Regions from separate parts of the Homo sapiens genome. Here region 2 is linked to region 1. Evidence: read pairs that join two places in POLR2A ChIA-PET (ENCODE). Cell type or tissue: PC-9. All regions are shown on one strand. Each heading gives the region's core, and the rest is flanking DNA. Links, peaks and the distances in the headings are about the cores only. Region 1 overlaps PABIR3 (PABIR family member 3). Region 2 overlaps PABIR2 (PABIR family member 2).

Evidence for each region. ChIA-PET counts read pairs that join two places held together with the same protein. Peaks named below come from ENCODE experiments on the same cell type or tissue, not always from the same donor. Only the 100,000 strongest peaks of a DNase experiment are listed, where the experiment ranks them.
Region 2: POLR2A ChIA-PET joins it to region 1 with 19 read pairs; 3 of 35 experiments call an interaction of 5 or more read pairs at or near these places.

The regions. Positions count from the first base shown.
Region 1 is chrX:134,846,810-134,852,201 of GRCh38, reverse strand. It overlaps PABIR3 (PABIR family member 3), which reads right to left. Exons shown (of 11, transcript NM_001388447.1): 7 at 4,727-4,819; 8 at 4,231-4,319; 9 at 2,974-3,035. Among named protein-coding and RNA genes, the nearest start is that of PABIR3, 42 kb to the right of the region's middle. In PC-9, for the core only: no CTCF peak of the experiment used is centred there; a DNase peak (open chromatin) is centred at 2,621; H3K27ac peaks cover 446 bases.
Region 2 is chrX:134,784,791-134,790,182 of GRCh38, reverse strand. It overlaps PABIR2 (PABIR family member 2), which reads left to right. Exons shown (of 10, transcript NM_001387468.1): 3 at 547-603; 4 at 917-960; 5 at 1,044-1,098; 6 at 1,352-1,453; 7 at 2,650-2,711; 8 at 4,233-4,297. Among named protein-coding and RNA genes, the nearest start is that of PABIR2, 9.7 kb to the left of the region's middle. In PC-9, for the core only: no CTCF peak of the experiment used is centred there; no DNase peak of the experiment used is centred there.

The sequences.
Region 1 (5,392 bases), core at 193-5,192:
TGCCCGGCCTGCAAGATGATTTGATATAGCTATGTAGTAAGGCTGTTTAATGAGTTTAATGTCATTCCTTATTTTAAAACTTTAGGTTGTTGCTATCTTTATTTTGCTAAATGTACACAATGAACTAAATAGGTAAGTTCTTTTACAGCACACAATGAACAAAATAATTGTATCTTTAGAGATTAAGGTAGAACATCTAATCTCAAAAAAAACAACAACTGCATTTTTGTAATCTTTGCCTTGAAGTAAATGTTAAAATCTGCACAGTGTTTCACATTCATATGATAATCATTTCTGGACCTGAGCAAAACTGACATTCAAGCCCATAACTTCTATTTGAATGATAAAACCCTAAGGTCACCATTAAGATATTGCATAGACCTTCCACAGAAGTGTAATCATGGCTCATAAAGTTTAAAAGAAGTCTGGTGTCCCGTGCCTTGCCAGATTACATTTATGTCACTACAGAAAAACTACTCAGCTCTCTTTTTTGGTTTAACATTGAAAACATGACAAATCAAAACATATTCCTCATAAAAGAAAATTAGATCTTTCTTTGCTAAAACCAGCATTACTTGTCAAACGATATTTATAGCTGCCCAATTTCTGCAGTATTCCGATGTGAAGGCTTATTTGCTCTCGCTTATTCCTTTTTTTTTTTTTTTCCAGACAGAGTCTTACTCTGTTGTCCAGGCTGGAGTGCAGTGGTGTGATCTCGGCTCACTGCAACTTCCGCCTCCTGGATTCAGGCGATTCTCCTGCCTCAGTCTCCTGAGTAGCTGGGATTACAGGCACACACCACCACCCTTGGCTAATTTTTGTATTTTTAGTAGAGACAGGGTTTTGTCATGTTGGCCAGGCTGGTCTTGAATTCCTGACCTCAAGTCATCCGCCCGCCTCGGCCTCCCAAAGTGCTGGGATTACAGGCATGAGCCACTGTGCCCGGCCCATGCTCTTGCTTATTCCTAATGGAAGTCACTGCTGCTTCTCACCATAAAATATGACATCATATGCTTTGGAGACTCTAATCTTGATCTCACTTCACATAATCATCATTCTTTTTAGTTCCCCCCGCCCCCTGCCTCAGGACCTCTCTTTTATTTTTATGGTACCTTTCTCCCACATTTCATTTGTATTAATGGGGTCCAAATAGGACATAGTTTGTTGTTTCCCAAATGAATATGCATATTCCAAAATATATGAATAAATTTCAATTTCTGTTTATCTGTTATTGTATCTGGCCAAAAATGGCCAAATGAATTTTCAGCACATTTGTACAGGGCATGCTTTGGAGGGTGGGGTATGACTGAAAATATGGACTAGGTGGTATATACAGAATTCGCTTTGGAGTTCCCTCAGGGACACCTCAAAGGAATAAGGCAGTCGTCTTTCAGAGCAGCTGAAAACCAAGTGTGAGACAGGTCACATCTCCGAAGACACTGGGCAGAAACTACATCTTTTATGTTAAAATTGATCTATAAAAATAATTTTTCAATCATAAATTCTAAGAAAACTCGAGATACTTTTCATGTGATAACCTATTTATGTATACATGTCTCAAAAGGAGAACTATTTTAATCTGGTAAAACACTCCTCAATTTAAGCGTACTTTATTTTAAATACTCAATTGACCCTTGACTTCTAACAGCTCTTAAACTGCTGATATATTTGAATATTTTTTCAACACTAGCCCGAATTTCACAGCACAGGTAAAAGACCCCTAAGCTTAGTAACCGAAGCATCTTCATAAAACAATGTGCTTACTTTGGAAAAGAGTATTTTCCAGAATTTATCTAGCCCTTAATCTTAGAATACAAAAAGTACATGCTGAGTTAGTTATGTTGTTAGGAAGACTGCCATTAATTAATCGAAAATATACAAAGAACATTAAAGCATATTTCAGTTTCTCTCCTCTTATTCTTCTTACTCCTCTTTCTTACCTTAATAGATTTTTCACAATACACATTTTTAAGTTTAATCTCCTTTCCTATTCACCCATTTCCCCTCCCCATTGTAGTCAAAAATTGTACTAAATATACAGGCTTATGCTTGCAATCTCAGCACTTTGGGAGGCCGAGGTGGGTGGATCACCTGAGGTCAGGAGTTCGAGAACAGCCTGGCCAACATGGTGAAACTCTGTCTCTACTAAAAATACAAAAAAATTAGCTGGGCATGGTGGCAGGCACCTGTAATCCCAGCTACTGGTGAGGCTGAGGCAGGAGAATCGCTTGAACCCGGGAGGAAGAGGTTGCAGTGAGCCAAGATTGTGCCACTGCACTCCAGCCTGGGTGACAGAGCAAGACTCTGTCTCAAGAAAAAAAAAAAAAAAAAAGGAAGAAGAGCATAATTTAGTGAGGTACCATTGAGAAGTGGGATCCAGGATTGCAGGAGTTTTTAAAAAAGACATCTTTCCACTGCCCTTTTATTCTTTCCACTGCCCTTTTATTACTGAGTAGGTGGGTCACTTTCCATATATTTAACCAAAAATAACTCCCATAAAGAAACTAAACACCAAAGAACATACACCTTCATATATATTTTTAGTGTTGTAAGTGGATCTAATTTGTGTCAACTTATTCATATGATAGCAATGTGTGTGTGTGGCAGTGAGGCAGGGGTTGACATTCAGCAAAATACTTGATGACTGACTCACTCTGTTCATTCATTCATTTATTCTCTACATTGTTTTAGAAAGTAATGAAGATAGCTACCTTGGTGAATTATATTGAAAATCCTAATAGCCAACTAAATTGGAATTAAATTTCTCAATTCACATTTATATAGCATTTTAGAGTTTTCAAAATGTCCTTATACATATTTCTAGTTGCATAAAATGAAAGGCCTCTAATAGCTTATTAAATATATTTTAAATAAATAAAGCCTTTAAAAATACATTTTTGTATAACATTTGATTTTAGATATTTTATAAAATAACTTAAAGTTATATTTACTTCTACTGTTAGATAAAAGTACCTTTTCTTTTTAATGGTCCAAGGATACTTGGTCTAATAATGTTGGTAGGATTTTGACTTCTTCTAAAATAAAATCATCATGATCATTATAAGAAATTTTTTTTAACAAAATCAACAATGACTATTTCATTATAACAGATCTAAGGACATACACAAAAACGGGACTCTGTGTAGGATATTACATCATTTTACTGCTTTTCTTTGTTTTTATTTTTACTTTTTTTCTGAGATGCAGTTTGGCTCTTGTCACCGAGGCTGGAGTGCAGTGGCGTGATTTAAGCTCACTGCAGCCTCCGCCTCCTGGGTTCAAGTGATTCTCCTGCCTCAGCCTCCCAAGTAGCTGGGATTACAGGCATGCACCACCACACTCGGCTAATTTTGTATTTTTTTAGTAGACACAGGGTTTCACCATGTTGGCCAGGCTGGTCTCGAACTCCTGACCTTAGGTGATCTGCCTGCCTTGGCCTCCAAAAGTGTTGGGATTACAGGTGTGAGCCACCATGCTCGGCCATTTTACTGCTTTTCTTTACATATGGGTAAAAACTGGAATGCCTTAGGAGCAAACTATCTTCTAATTCTCAAGGATTCAGGATTTTGAATCCTAGAGTCTACAAAAACCTACATTCCTGGCTGGGACTTGCCTTGAATGAAGGTGAGAATCACGGATGAAGTTGTTTAAAGTTCTAGAGATAGCTCTGATCCTTATTAACAAACTTGGTTAGAGAAAGATTATGTATTAGCAGGGTGAAGGAATTACTAAATTCTTCTTATGTTCTTAGTCACCTGACTTTTTCAATATACAAAATGATAAACTGAAACAGTGACTTTTTTTTTTTTTTGAGATGGAGTTTTGCTCTTGTTGCCCAGGCTGGAGGGCAATGGCACGATCTCAGCTCACCACAACCTCCACCTCCTGGGTTCAAACGATTCTCCTGCCTCAGCCTCCTGAGTAGCTGGGATTACAGACATGCACCACCATGCCCGGCTATTTTTGTATTTTTAGTAGAGACGGGGTTTCTCCATGTTGCTCAGGCTGGTCTTGAACTTCCTACCTCAGGTGATCCACCCGCCTCGGCCTCCCAAAGTGCTGGGATTACAGGCAGGAGCCACCGTGCCCAGCCGAAACAATGACATTTTAATTTCCCTAAAAAGAAGTCACTTCTTTGGTTGGCACAAAACTTGGAGCTATAATTTCTTTTAGGTTTCTATAATTCTTATTTTATAAGCAATTTGGTATTTTCATATAACATAAACTTACATGATGTATTGTTGCATAGGACTGGGAATAGGACTTGAAGGCGAACCAGTGCAACTCACACAAGTTTGTAATGATGGAGAGAAACACTGCTAAAATCAAATTGGAACAGAGGTTTTAAAACCGCCACTTTTCTCGGAAAGCAGATCATTGGTTTCCTAGGGAGGGGCAGGGATGGTAGGGAGGGAGACTGGGGTACAAAAGATCATTAGGAAATTGTTTTGAGTGTGGGAACTGTTCAATATCTTGATTATGGTTGTGGCTACAGGATTGTACACAATTACCAAAATTAATCTAACCCTATGCTTTAAAGTTGGTGAATTTTATTACATGTAAGTAATACTTGAAGAAATGAAAAAGAAGGGAAAAATGTTAGTTAGAATCAGATGTACTGTGACAAAATATATCCCCCAAAATATTTGTTTTGGTGACCATTAATGTTCCTAAATATTTCCTAACTATTTCAAGAGACATAGACTTTTAGGTACTCCTTTCTTACCTTCCCAGTCTTCTTGATGGAAGAAGCCATTGAGGATACTGGAGTTAAATCAATGCACTTTAGAGAGGATGATTTCTGTAAGCCATTGTCATTCTGTGTAAGCAGAAAGCAGTGTACAATTGTAGCACCAATTGCTTATTAATCAAATACTTGAGATACCTGTTGCACAGGGAAGTGAGTCCTTACTACTGAGTCACTGGCTGCACCATGGTGAAGAGCTCTCGCCATCCTAAAGCAATCAGGGAACCCAAAATTCACTTCAATAAGCAAAGGCACCCTTTTCCCTTTTGGGGATGAGGGCTATATGGTGATTGAGGGGCTTCCCAGCATGCCAGAAAGTCCTAGAATGTGAGTACTCAACACTATAAACACAAATCCTAAATTTAAGCTCTTCTCTTTGGCTTTGACCTGTGCTTTGTTATTGAAAACTATAATACTACATCCAGGAAAGGACCAAAAAGGTTTTGGCTAGAACTTAGAAGCAAATGAGACAGCAGGAATAACTACATTTATGGAAATTGTCTCTAGATTTTACATAGACAAAATCAGTACTTCATAATTCAGGATTTTAAAATCTGCCCTTTTCTTTCTAAAACAAGCCAAGTGTGTATTACATGTGCCCTTCCTCTTCCTAACACACTTACGATTCTCTTACTCATCCATGCC
Region 2 (5,392 bases), core at 218-5,217, 62 kb after region 1:
ACTAGTAAGATTTGTAGTGATAGCATATGATGAGATTTTAGAATGGATTTGGATCGTGAAAGCAAAACCTCCTTATTGCAGTTTTAAAGTGTTTTTGAAAATCATCAATCATAGACAAAATATTATATACTAGACTTATTAGCCTGTCTTCCCCCATTGCTGCATTGATAATAAAAATTAATAACATTGGTGTTTTTTTTTCTTTCCCTTCTCATATTGTTCTTTATTTTAGATAAGTGGGATAATGGATATTTCTAAGGCCCATAGTCTTTATTTCTCTAAATTTACGTAGCTTCACATTCATTTGGGAAAAGTGCTGAAGTCAGTGTCTGTCTAGCAACAGATGGCGCTTTGAGGTTGGACACCTGGTGTACTTTTTGAAGACTAAATGTACTGCCTTTAGTGCATTAACGTTCAGTGATCTAAAGAGCTAAATTTTGAAGAAGAATATGAAAACTTACCTAGGAAGAGGTTGTACGCCAGTACTGACAGCAGACTGCTGCTTTGTGATTCAGAAAATAGTAAATGTTTACTTTTTCTTTCCAGTTGCTGTCATCCTCACCTAATCGTATTCCTAGTAGCAGACTGCATCAGATCAAAAGGGTAAATTTTACTTACTAGCTCAGATTGGAAATTTTTTGGATTTTACATTTTTATTTTAAAGACGTAGATATTAAAATGAATTAGGATGCAACTCTGGTTAGTTGGAGACAGATTATAATTCTTCTGGAGCGTGTAGATAAAATATACAAGCGGCATGAATGTTCCACTCTACTGTGATTATGTCAATGAGGTAGAAAAAGTCTTTTTATTTTATTTGAAGCAGAGAACTATGTGGATAAAAATTGCAGTGTGTGGAAGAGTTAATATTTTGTCAGTGATCCTGCCTTTTTAGCATATATGTTTGTCTTTGCAGGAAGAAGGCCTGGATATGGTGAACAGAGAAACTGCACATGAAAGGTTAGTGCTTTGCAAGAGCAGGGCCTAGCCTAATAAGTGTCTTGTTTGTAAACACTGACGGCCCTTCCCTTTGTTTATTTTAGGGAAATGCAAACGGCAATGCAGATAAGCCAATCATGGGATGAGAGCTTGAGCCTGGTAAAGTTTGCTCATGTCTGTTTGGTTTTCATTTTCTAGAAACTTTTATGTTGTTCACTAGGTTCATTAATTTTTTCGCACACTTCTTTCCCCTTCTACTTCCAAATTGATACTTGTTTTTTGATCTCTGCTTTTCCAGCAGAATATTAGAGTCTATACCTTTCTCCTTGGAAAATCTGGGTGTGTTATAGTAGTAAGTAAGAGCTGTGATGTGCTGAATTTATTATGAGGAGATGACACTTTATGTTTACAGAGTGACAGTGATTTTGACAAGCCGGAGAAATTATATTCTCCTAAGAGAATTGACTTCACTCCAGTTTCTCCAGCACCTTCACCCACCAGGGGATTCGGAAAGGTAGGATAACTGACAAGATATTAAGTGTATTTCACAAACTGAGCTGTTTACTCTAAAACACACACAAATCACCCCACTTTTAAAGTATCCAATGCCTTGAAGGAAAATCAATGAAAATCTACAGCAGTAATTTGGAAAATATACATATATATATGTATATTCTTGGTCTTCTTAAAATATATATATATATAACATATATATTACATATATATAACATATTACATATATAACGTATATATTACATATATAACGTATATATAACACATATATAACATATATAACACATATATAACGTGTATATATTACACATATATAACGTGTATATATTACACATATATAACGTGTATATATTACACATATATAACGTGTATATATTACACATATATAACGTGTATATATTACACATATATAACGTGTATATATTACACATATATAACGTGTATATATTACACATATATAACGTGTATATATTACACATATATAACGTGTATATATTACACATATATAACGTGTATATATTACACATATATAACGTGTATATATTACACATATATAACGTGTATATATTACACATATATAACGTATATATTACACATATATAACGTGTATATATTACACATATATAACGTGTATATATTACACATATAACGTGTATATTACATATATATAACGTGTATATTACATATATATTACATATATATATATGTAATTTAGTTATGAGACACACAGACAGCCAAGCAATTCTAAAGATATTGTTTCTGTCATTTTGAAAAGAACCTTTTGAAAATGATTGTGGGCCTGGTATGGTGGCTTATACCTGTAATCATTCCAACTCTTTGGGAGGCCAAGGTGGGAGGATCACTTGAGCTCAGGAGGTCGAGAGCAGCCTGGGCAACATGGCGAGACCCCATCTCTACATTAAAAAAAAAAAAATAGATACAAAAAAATTAGTCGGGCATGGTGGCGCACACCTGTAGTCCTAGCTCATCAAGAAGGTGGGGCAGGAAGATGGCTTGAGCCCAAGAGTTCGAGGCTGCAGTAAGCTATGATCGCATCACTGCACTCCAGCTTGAGCAAAAGAGAGACCCTGTCTCTAAAAAAAAAAAAAAAAAAAAAAAAGAAAGAAAACTGGAGTGCTAGAACTATTTTAATATTGAATATGTTTTTTCTAGTAATGTTTTTCACCCTTCTTACAGATGTTCGTGAGCAGCAGTGGATTGCCACCAAGTCCAGTTCCCAGTCCAAGACGATTTTCAAGGTAAGCAAACTTGAATTTTAAATGTGGTTGAAGTACCATTCATTACATTTATCTCTCAGATTAGCTTTTTGTGGCTGGGCGCAGTGGCTCACACCTGTAATCCTAGCACTTTGGAAGGCCGAGGCTGGTGGATTACCTGAGGTCAAGAGTTCAAGACCAGCTTGGCCAACATGGTGAAACCTCGTCTCTACTAAAAATAGAAAAATTAGCTGGGCCTGGTGGCAGGCGCCTGTAATCCCAGTTACTCGGGAGGCTGAGGCAGGAGAATCGCTTGAACCAAGCAGGCGGAGGTTGCAGTGAGCTGAGATCGCACCATTATACTCCAGCCTGGGCAACAGAGCAAAAACTCTGTCTCAAAAAAAAAAAAAAAAAGAAGATTAACTCTTTTTCCCAATATTTCACTGTGAAATTTTCAGACATCAAAAGTGAAAGAATTTCACAGTGAACAACCATATACCCACTGCCTATAATCTACCATTAACATTTTAACCAGAGTTTTTTCTTTTCTTTTTTTTTGTATTTGAGGTGGAATCTCACTCTGTCGCCAGGCTAGAGTGCAGTAGTGTGATCTCAGCTCACTGAAACCTCTGCCTCCTGGGTTCAAGCATTTCTCTTCCCTCAGCCTCCCAAGTAGCTGGGATTACAGGCATGCGCCACCACCCTCGGCTAATTTTTGTATTTTTAGTAGAGATAGGGTTTCACCATGTTGGCCAGGATGGTCTCAATCTCTTGACCTCGTGCCCTCCTCGGCCTCCCAAAGTACTGGGATTACAGGCGTGAGCCACAGCGCCCAGCCCCAGAGTTTTTTAGGGGGAATTTAATGCTGATTTATATTTAGTGGGGAAAGACACACATACATACCCCCCACAATAATACATCCTTTTTAAGAATAAGGAAAAAATGTTAAAGTTCATAGATCAATCAAATCCAAATTACTTTATTTATTTATTTTTGCGACGGAGTTTTGCTCCTGTTGCCCAGGCTGGAGTGCAATGGTGCGATCTCAGCTCACTGCAACCTCTGCCTCCCGGGTTCAAGTGATTCTCCTGTCTCAGCCTCCTGGGTAGCTGGGATTACAGGCATGCACCACCACGCCTGGCTAATTTTTTGTGTTTTTAGTAGAGATAGAGTTTCACCATGTTGGTCAGGCTGGTCTCGAACTCCTGACCTCAGATGATCTGCTTACCTTGACCTCTCAAAATGCTGGGATCACAGGCGTGAGTCACTGCGGCCCAGCCCCAAAATACTTTTTAAATAGGGTATCTTTTTTTCTTTAAACTGTTGGGGGTATTTTGTCATATAGAATATTTTTTAAAGGACTTAAAATGCTGTATTATTCCAGGTTGCCATATGCTGGTTCAAATCATGTATTGGATTTCAGTTACTCAATTACAGAAGAATTTTCCATTTCAGTCATTGATAAGATTGTCCATTTTATTTATGTATTTGTTGGGCTGGACTGCTGTTTTATCTTGCATCGTGGATGTTCTTCACATTATCCTGTTTGTTTTTTCATCAAAGCAGGAGAAGTCAGAGTCCAGTCAAGTGCATTAGACCCAGTGTTCTTGGTCCTCTTAAAAGAAAAGGTATGTAGCAGCGTGGTGACTATAGCTAATGCTACTGTGTCACATACTTGAAATTTGCTAAGAAAGTAGATCTTAAGTGTTCTTACCACACACATACGAAAGGTAACTAGGTGAAGCAAAAGATGTGTTAAAAACTTGACCGTGGGCTGGGCATGGTGGCTCACGCCTGTAATCCCAATACTTTCGGAGGCCGAGGCAGGTGGATCGCCTCGGGTCAGGAGTTTGAGACCAGCCTGGCCAATATGACAAAATCCCATCTCTACTAAAAATACAAAAATTAGCTGGGCGTGGTGGCAGGTACCTGTAATCCCAGCTACTTGGGAGGCTGAGGCAGGAGAATCGCTTGAACTTGGGAGGCGGAGGTTGTGGTGAGCTGAGATCGTACCACTGCACTCCAGCCTGGGCAACAGAGTGACACTCCATCTCAAAAAAAAAAAAATTGACTGTGATCATCATTTCACAGTATGTACATACATCAGATCATCACATTGTATACCTTAAATATATATAAATTTATTTGTCATTTATACTTCAGTAAAGCTGGGGGGAAAAAGAAAAAGATAAGCATCACGCTTCTGGTCTTATACCTAGCCAAGCTTGAATTAAAAACTAGAACTCCTGTCTGAAATGAGCTAACAGCATTGCTCTCTTGTGTTCTAGGGAAACTCAAAAGTATTCTTCCAAATGTTTGCTGTGCTGATTCTCAATTTTGTAAATGAGTTATTTGATACATCTATATTTTCTTATACTTCATAACAGTTTTATTCATATATTCATATTATCATTATATATTCAAAAAATTGCCTCTCTGTTATCTAAATATGAAAGAGATGCATAGTTTATAAACTGCAGAAATATATGCTAATGCCGTAGCAAACATATCCATAAATGTGCTGTATACTCAAATATAAGGTAAGGTTTACCCCCTCATCAAATTATGCCTCATCAAAGCAAGAATTGCCTTATATTCAATTCTATGGAGTTTTTTATATAACAGGGTGCTCTCAGTTACCTTATTTTGAACCACAAAGCAGTAGGCTAAAATAGTTTAGTTTAGTATCAGTCAACACTAGTGTTAGATGCTTATAAAGGGCA